2 separate regions of the Homo sapiens genome follow, and region 1 is linked to region 2. The links are chromatin contacts, found by Hi-C or POLR2A ChIA-PET in ENCODE. All regions are on one chromosome and are shown on one strand. The core of a region is the stretch at or near the end of the contact, and the rest is flanking DNA. Distances in the headings are between cores, read along the strand shown. Region 1 overlaps PDGFC (platelet derived growth factor C). Region 2 has its middle 44 kb from the start of LINC02272.

Region 1 (4,831 bases), core at 563-3,062, 350 kb before region 2:
AAACTATTTGCCTGCATTGATTATAGAGAGAATGAAGCCTCACAATGAAATCTGATTGAATAAATTTAAACACTGTTGTGATCACGAGCGTTGTTTTATTAAGTCACTGGAATGTAAGATACATGAAGCCTGAAATTTTAGTTGTTGTTATTGGAGGTTTATTTATTTTCTCCTACTGCTTTATCTTCAGGATCTAGAACCTTGCCTGGCAGGCAGTAGGTACTCTTAACATTATTTGTTTAGTGAATGAAGAGAAGGGTGTAAGAAGCATCTACCTCTGGAGATAAAAATACAGTGAGGTGAAAGAGAAGTATATATTTTCCTTTCTCCTTGTTTAGGTTATAAACTGTCATATCCATAGCGCCTAGATCAGGGCTTGGTAGTTACTCTGAAATTGAAAGATTCAATAAGTGAATTTTTACATGAAGAAAAATGTGAACTGCTGATTTTGTCTGTTATATCAATTGTCATTTTACTTTTGCTCTTTTTGCCAATTTCTAGAATTTTTTTCTTATTTATTTCATAAATTTGTAGTCATTTAGCAATTCAACAATTATAAACATTTGGAAGTTCTGTGTATTTGTGGGTATAAATAGATTTTTTTTCTGATTTAACACTGCTTTCAAATTGCTTATTGAACTATAGTGGAGAGGAAAAAAAAAGAACTTTTCTTCTACCTCTTAGGTTTAGAAGTTAAACTACAAATTAAACTGACAAAAGACAGAGTAACAGGAGAAAAGGCATATTAATTTTATTAATATTTTAAATTTTGTGTGCATAAGGGCTTCAAAGTAAGGATGTGAAAATCTTAAAAAGCAGTTAGACTTGGGATTTTCTATACCGTTTTAATGAATGGTGATAAATTGTGGAGGAGTGACTAGACAATGGAAAGGGGATTTGAGCTTCTAGCGCCAATGAAGTTTGGGAAAGTGACCAAAAAACATGGGGAAACTAATATTATTATCTAATCATAACAGATAATGTTATTTTAGTAAGGTTATTTTAGTTAAGTCTGCATATACAGTCTCATTCCAGCGCCAGCTGTTTGTCTGTGCTAAGGGTCACTTTCCTCATCCTGGAATGGAGGGAAAGGGGGCATTTATGTCATCTTCAAAAAGGAAAATTTATGTACTACTTTTCGGCAGATAACTGGAGAACGGAGAACTTTTCCCAAATCTGTTTATTCTTACTTGTCTTCAGCTCAAAATAATCCTTATGCCAGAAAGGCATATTTTAGGGTGTCATACTCGAGACCCCTTCATAATCATTGATTAAAACATATGACTGTTTCTGATAGCATATATAGCCTAGGAAAAATGTCATAGGTAGTGCTGGTGGTTGTTGGACATGCTGTTGCTTATGTACCTTTGAGTGAAGCTATTTTTATTTCCTGTTATGCTTACTGCTTGTTTTCCTGAAGGTAAAGCTGTAAGTTACAAATATATGTGACCCAATTCTTAACAGCTTCTGCCAGGACTGACCCTATATCATCTCAGGTATGTCCTCAAGGGGACGTAGGGGAAGGGGAAACAGTTCTGTTTTCTCATTTGTGCAGTCTTTGATTTCCATAGAAAGTCAAAAGTCATTCTAGTAATACACACTTAGGAAATGTGAAGTGCTATGACTCATTTTATTTTGGCTTTGCACAGTGTAGAAAATTTCTTGGCTAGGAAGAAATTCCTTTTCAAACTACCAGTCCTCCCCAAACAATTCTCCTCCCTTCTGAATAGGTAGTTCTCTCTTTGCACAGACATTCTTCTGGGCTTAGCTGCTGTGTAACCTCTTAACCCTTCATTAATAATTTCCTGAGGCCAGTTTGTTATAAAGAAATATTGCAGCACAGACAGTGTGTGAGCAAGAGAGAGAGAGAGAAAGAGCGAGAGAGAAAGAGAGAGAGACACACACACATACTACTTTTTAATGACCAACTAGAATGGGGTTAATGCTCTGAAAGAAATAAAAAAAAAAGTACACATTAGACTTTTTCCCCATTACTTTGCACGTTAATCAAGGAGATCACCCCCTTAGGCAGAAGGTAATAAATACTTTTCAACTTCTCTCTGTTATTCAGAATAAATGGCTCATTTCTATATTATACACATATTTAAATGCTTTGAGTATTTAAAAGAATAATCATGAATCTTTCAAAGAATTCTTAATAGTAGGAGACCGTTGGTGAGTAAATTTATCTCTTTTTGGTTCTTAACAAAAGAGATAGTCTCTCTTTTCTTGAAGAAATCACCAAGGAACTGGATGTTTTCAGAGATGGACATTTGGGCTTCCACTCTCCTGCGCTATAATCCTTTCTCACCTTTCTCATATTTCAGCAGCACAGGACCTCGGTGAATTTCACACTGGTCCCTTGGCTAGCCAGTAGAGCAATAAACCTCCCATGAGAAATGCTGTGAATTACACAGAGCTGTCATTACTCAGGGGATACGGGGCAATGATCAAAATGCTGCCTCCACAGAGAAATGCTCACACTCTAATGTTAAGTGAAAAAGCAGGGTGAGAATAAGATTTTAAATATTTTTATGTATGCCCCCATAAATATTTCTATGTATGTAGAGGAACTAGAATGAAATACACTAAAATGTTGTAAGTATTTCATCTATAAAGGCTGTAGGGCAGCGGTGGGGGTGTTGGTACTTTCCTTTCTAAAATACATAGTATTTTCCAAATTTCCTATAGTAAGCTTATATTACTACTATATTAGAAACAATGCTGTGCTAATTCCTTAAACCTAATTTAAACAGAGGGTTCAGGGAAGGCAAATACAAATAGCATTTTCTCCTATTGTAACGGAAAGCACCTTAATATGCCAAGACTTTTTTTAGAAGCCTAGGAGGTGGCATTCTTAAAGGTGGCCCTTCAGGCTTAAGATTTAAAATTGGCTCTTAATTTTATCCCAGAGCTCGATGTGGATATAGTCAAAGCGGCCGCAGCAGTCGGTGCAGGAGAGCCATCACAACAATTATCTATGTTGTTTTTGGCAGTTTATAAGAAATGTTGTTTTCACAAGACCTAAGAGTTTTGTCTGGGAAGAAAGAAGATAGCTGCCAACATTTGGCACCATATGGGGTTTTCGTCTTTTCCTTTTTTTTTTTTTTTTAGCTGTACATCCCCTCTTGAGCCTTGAAGATCAAGACAATATTCTGGGAGGTTTTTTTTTTTTTTAGTACACTTGTTGGAAACATCTGGAAAATGCCATTAGGTTGCACACCATGGACTTCATTTATAGACAAGTGTGTGAGATAAAAAACATGGAAAGAAAATCCCTGCTTTGCAGCTGCATTCTATGGCACACCATCCACAGTGTGTGTGTAGACCGTAGAGACTTGCTATTCACACTTATTGAGACTAGCAGATCGAGAAACTGTAAATTAATTTCCCTTTCTAGGCATAGAATGTCCGTCAACCATACCAGAACCTGTCTCTTATTGAAGTCAGGCAGTTTCTGATTTTATTGCTACTTTGCTTTTACCCTAAGGCTGCACATTCACACTCTCCACAGTATATGGACATCATAGTCAATGTAGAATATTTTGTCCTAGGAAATATTATTTAGTTTTTGGAAGAAACACTGCAGATTGTGCTTATGACACTAAACTGAATCAAGGATTCAGTTTAAAGGATTGAGGGGAAAAGGCTGATAGTGACAATCTCGTTTCTTAGACCTCTTTTTGCTGTTATACCTCAACTAAGGCAGTTGTTTTGTGATACCACCTCTCATTAATTTATCTACACATAAATAAGGAACTAAGCAACAAATAAATAAACAAGGAAACAAAACCACACAGTTTTATTTCCTGAATTTCAGTTTTTCTTGTTGTCCTGTCTTTCATTGTCATCCTTCATTTTGATGTTTACTTAGTTTAATTCCATGTTTCAAATGAAAACTACTGTCTGCAGAGTCTAGAACCCCTGAAAGTGCATTAGCTAGGCCATGTCAGGGGAGAACTTTAAATTAAAAGAGAGTTTTGAGTAGAAAAGTAAATGTGGAGTCTTTTGAGTAGGGAAATAAGTGCCAAAGTAACCCTCTGTGTAACCTGCAGCTAGTCCATCCATAGCAGAGGGTTACAGAACCACAGCTGTTCATACACACAGATCCTGAATAAGAGATGGCTGGGCAGAGGGCTTGTGTGCGTTCCTGCTTTTACCCCTTTTAGTCTTTTATCTTGTTTACTTCTTAGGAGCTAGAATCCCAGCAGATGAGAGGGCGATCTCTTTGGTCCATTCTGCTGACCTCCCTTCTTTATGTCATTTGAGGTTTGTAATGTTGACTCATTAACACTGCTTTACTAGGCTAGCTGAGCAGAGAGATTCCCATTTCTGCTTCCAGCCTTCTTAACACTGCAACTGAGATTTCTCTGCTCCTGCTTCTTTTTCCCTGAAGTAACATTAAAAATTATTTCAAGCATTCCTAAGTAAACTGGGTGATGTCTTCTTACTGCTTTTGGTCTGGAAATTTTCAAGGGCAAGAAAGTCTTAACACATATGAAAACATGAACTGGGAGTGATTGAGATACTGTGTTGCCTAGCCCTCTCCTTCTGGTCTAAGTGAGGTCATTTTCTAGGAGGTGAAGTCATTATCTTAGTCATGTATGTTGTTGGCAGCAAGACTAGAACACAAGTCCAACTCTCAGTCCCGGGCTCTGTCTGTCTCATCATGACGTGTCTTTCTGTTCCTGTGGTCTTGATGATAAATAGATAAACTCTGGAGAAAAGACAGTAGCTCTTCCTTCGGGGACCTAGGCAAATTTGAGCTCACTATTACCTCAGAAAAGGGGTTGTTGTTTAAAATCCTGTATAATTTCTAATGCCATGCTCA
Region 2 (4,482 bases), core at 1,248-3,747:
CAAATTTCCTGCGCGTCCTTGTGAAGAGACCACCAAACAGGCTTTGTGTGAGCAACATGGCTGTTTATTTCACCTGGGTGCAGGCGGGCTGAGTCTGAAAAGAGAGTCAGCTAAGGGAGATAAGGGTGGGGCCGTTTTATAGGATTTGGGTAGGTAAAGGGAAATTATAGTCAAAGGGGGTTTGTTCTCTGGCGGGCAGGAGTGGGGGTCGCAAGGTGCTCAGTGGGGGTGCTTTTTGTGCCAGGATGAGCCAGGAAAAGGACTTCCAGAAGGTAATGTCATCACTTAAGTCAGGGACCAGCCATTTACACTTCTTTTGTGGTGGAATGTCATCAGTTAAGGCGGGGCAGGGCACATTCACTTCTTTTGTGATTCTTCAGTTACTTCAGGCCATCTGGGCATATACGTGCAAGTCACAGGGGATACGATGGCTTAGCTTGGGCTCTGAGGCCTGACAGTAAATACTTAAATATTTGACATTTTAAGAGAAAATTATTTGTTGGTGAAATATCTTTGCATAGTTAAATGCAGATAATTAAATGATTAAATTAGGCTGTATTTGGTAGCTGAAGAATAGATTTATTATATAATATCAGCTAGCATTTGAACAACCCTGTGTTATGTGAACCAACTTCAACACATGGCAATGAGGTGAGGGAATCCTACGCACTGTTTTGGCATATCAACTTGCCCTGTATACTTCTCCTATCACAGGGTGCATCAGCTCTACTTCTAGAATGTTGATATCCTTCCTTCCTTCCTTCCTTCCTTCCTTCCTTCCTTCTTTCCTTTGTTCTTTCCTTCGTTCCCTTCTTTCCTTCTTTCCTTCTCTCTTTCTCTCTCTTGAATACTGCTTATGACCAAACTTCAAAGGATGTAGTTATTACATGTGTAACATTTGACAACATCTGTGTTTTCCAGTTGGGACAATCTATGAAATTGCTAATACCCCCTGATTCCTGGCTGGCATATTCAACTGCAAAATAGAAACAACCTTTCCTGCTTCATTTTGGTAGTTTCTTTTCTGGTCACAAGTTGAGACAGGAAGTGCTGGAGCCCATGGAAAATTGAGAAAAAATCCAGACAAAACAAACAATGATGCTTTTGAATTTTAGAAACTTTGCAAATATTTAGTTTATGTCAAGTTTTGGTTACTGAGAAGACTGTTCATATGGACCCAACTTTCTTAAAAATAAGACAAAAATTGGAAGCCATCAATATCTTTAACTTATATTTAATCTTAGATCAATTAAAATATCAATTATTGGTACATAATGTTCATATGAGGAATTTTGCTTGAAAATTCAAGATAATAGTTTAAACGTGCACCAAATAGTTTGTAGAAATAACCAGTTTAAAATGTAAGAACAAGTAATGATAATGGTACCTAAACATTTGGGTATTTATAACCTTTCTTCTTAAGTTCATCTGCTTCTTTTTTTGTTTTATTTGGTTTTGTTTTAATCTGGCATTACATTGTAGACATTCAGAAGAAAAAGATTAATATATTTCTTCCAGTTTCCCCCTTCTGCCTAATAGTCTCAATTGAACTGATCCCTTGCTTCATTGTCAGAAGATGATTCTTGGTCCCTGTATTTATTATAAAAGCTCAACAGTAAAATGGAAAACTTTAGACATAATTGCAGAAGCTACCAGAAATATTAGTGGATATTCAGTTTCACATGTCACATTTATTTTCAACTTGGGTCATTTCTTAAATACAATATGAATAACACAGATGAGTTTTCTATTCTCTTTAGGAATAAAAGTTTTCCCTTTGAAGCTTTACTATAGCTTGTCTGATCTGGAAAATTATCTGTCTATATCTAAGGCTAAGACATTGCCTAGTTCAAATTAGCTTTAAAACACTACACAAAACAGTATGACAGAGTGGCCTGAAGCAGAGGATAATTTTTCAGTTGAAAAATGGAACTAAGCAGCTTCCTAAGTGGAATCAGAGAGCGACAGAGAGGTCAAGGCAAGCACAAGTGCTCTTGAAACAAGGAGTGACCCTTTGAGGGTGGCTTGGGCACTTGTTGAGACTCCAGACACACTGCAAGCAGAAAACAACATTAGCCCAGACAGGATGTATGAGTCAAGGATATCTAAAGAAGATGCAAAACGTAGCATCCAGGCATTTGCAACTTTCCAATTGCCGGGCTCCACTTGCGGTCCGCGCTGCTGGTTGGAGCATACTGTAAAGGAAATATAAACAGTTTAAATTAAGTACCAGAGCTAAATCTCTCACATGACTTTCTGAAAAGATGAGGAATGAAATTATCAGCACAATTAGAAGTCTTGAGTCTGCTGGGTCAGGGGACAGGAGAGGAATTCTTGGCACAAAAGAACAGGAAGCACAGCAACTCGGCCATATATGGAGGAGGGGTGAGCCTTTCAAGCAAAATTACTATGACCTCAAAGCTTCTGCTACTCAGACAGCTGTATTGAATTCTGTTCAATGCCAAAGTAGTACCTTAAGCCAGTTTATCTGGTTTGGCTTTGAAGTGGCAATAAAAACCAGGAGCCTCCTGACCTGGGTCATTTCTAAAAGGAGTTGTTTTCTTTCAGCTTTTCCAATTTTAAGAGCAGTTACACTTACAGGTGTGTGTGTGAAAGAGTGTGGTAAAGGGAACATTTGCTAACACGGAAAATGTGAAAGAAGTCTAGGAATCTTCCAAATGTATTGTAGATTTGGACTTTAAGCAATCTCAATATGAACAGTGAATACAATGAAATAAAGCAAACATAATTTGCAATCAGATGCAATAGACAAACATGTTTAGACCAACCTCGCTGATTTTATTCTTTAGTGACTTGTTGCATCCAAATGGACTTCTTGGATTGGAAACTCCATTCACATGGAAAGAGAGTAAACAGCGCATGCAAAGTCCCATTTTGCAAGCAGAAGTCTTTCAATGTTTTGGCAAGTAACTTTGCTATTTGGATGCATTCTACTCCAGCTAGTCCTTCTGGGAAACCTAAGGCATCATTCTTACCTACTGTTGAAAAGAAGGAAAGGCACCATTTCTGAGATGGTCCAAAATCGACTTTGCAAAGAGTTATTCAACAGTAGTAGTTTTTGGAAAATGTAATAGCCATCATTTGTCCTTGTAGGGAACAATGTTCCACTCCATATATTTTATAGGTTTTTTTTCAGCTCATTTTATTGCTGCTAAAAGTATACTGGCCAGTCCATTATGCATTATAGTGGGCAAAATAATAGGTGACAATAACATCAGGTTAGTTTCTAGGATTTTTTAAAATTAGCTTTATGAAAATATAACAAAGTAAGAGGTTAAATTAATTAGCTAAAATAAATTCTTTGTATTTAACTGAGAAATTCAATGTCTAAGGAGTTCCAGAGCATTCTTCCATATGGTCCACTTTACCTGGACAAGAAGATCCTATGCAGATGCAAACCAGACTGTCTTATCACTAATCCCATTTCTTTAAGACCCTTTATAAAAATAATGTACGCTTGCGGCTTAAAGTCAAATTCCTTTAACTGAAGACAAGCTTGGATTGGGAGCATTTCCTGTGCCCTGCCAGTTGGTGTAGTATGTTTTATTGGATAGCAGAACTCTGTAATGCATTTCAACTCACTCGATAAAGTCTATCCTGTTCTCTAAGAGAAGAGTCCATTGTTTTTGGTTATTTGCCTTCCTAATCATAAACAATGTAAAATTGGTTATAATTTATTGCTGTAAAGTTTGCATTACCCTCTTGAGCAATTGCTAATGTTCCCCTTTTTCCACTTCTTCCTCATCCTCATATTAATAGACAATATAAGCAACTTCCTACAAAAATACTTTCAGGATTTCTTCTAATACATTTATTTCCCATAAAAATTACACCAAAAGCACATTAAAATAATCAGCACAGCTGACTGATTTTCATTAGGCTGCTTCTAGATTATTTTAGGTTTTGACGATGAAAATCATTTACTCTCTTTGTGGCTTTAAGCACAGGTCTGCCTAATGACAGACAGATGCTGGGACTTGGATGCCGACTTTCTCTGTATATGCAGAGAATCTCTGCTGACCTAGAAATGAGGTAGTTGTTGCCTATATACTCTGTGGCAGACTCCTGGAGAAGTCATTCAATAGGAAACTTAAAAAAAGAAAAAAAAACCTTTACCCAGAAGATATTTACTACAATAAGATTCAAATTACCAAAGATTTTATCTTCTGGACTATTATTTTTTGAACCTCATTTTGATTCTGCACCTCAATATCATTGAGCAGAGAGGAGTTTTTTTTTCCCCCCATGTAAGCACTAGATTTATTTTTGAAACAAATTAGAATTCATTGCAGAAGGGAGTACTGTGGGAGTTTGGAGTGTAGTATTTTGGCAAGAAGCACATGAGAAACTTTCACCCTGGGTATTTCTGGTCCCACTGGAGAGGAATACCAGGAATGCGGTGCCTCAATCTGTTCTCACAAGACTTGTGGCTTGAAATTCACACACCCACAAGGTTTAGAT

What was found. Hi-C counts contacts between places; a loop is a spot of excess contacts on that map. ChIA-PET counts read pairs that join two places held with the same protein, here RNA polymerase II (POLR2A). Pooled maps may share reads with other maps.
Region 1: a loop to region 2 is called in a map of endothelial cell of umbilical vein, with 3 times the contacts of the local background. The contact joins two enhancer-like sites. A Hi-C loop is called at or near these places in 1 of 168 maps with a recorded cell type or tissue (endothelial cell of umbilical vein) and 1 of 50 pooled maps. POLR2A ChIA-PET finds 5 or more read pairs at or near these places in 1 of 52 experiments (activated CD4-positive, alpha-beta T cell).

Annotation. Positions count from the first base shown.
Region 1 is chr4:156,946,497-156,951,327 of GRCh38, reverse strand. All of the region lies in intron 1 of PDGFC (platelet derived growth factor C), which reads left to right. Among named protein-coding and RNA genes, the nearest start is that of PDGFC, 23 kb to the left of the region's middle. Within about 2 kb of position 1,812, at least 5 of the 41 ENCODE cell types and tissues checked have a DNase peak (open chromatin) inside an H3K27ac peak, as active enhancers do; they include endothelial cell of umbilical vein, where a contact is called at or near this core.
Region 2 is chr4:156,596,171-156,600,652 of GRCh38, reverse strand. No RefSeq gene overlaps it. Among named protein-coding and RNA genes, the nearest start is that of LINC02272, 44 kb to the left of the region's middle. RefSeq lists enhancers at 1-594, 1,239-2,438. Within about 2 kb of position 2,497, at least 3 of the 41 ENCODE cell types and tissues checked have a DNase peak (open chromatin) inside an H3K27ac peak, as active enhancers do; they include endothelial cell of umbilical vein, where a contact is called at or near this core.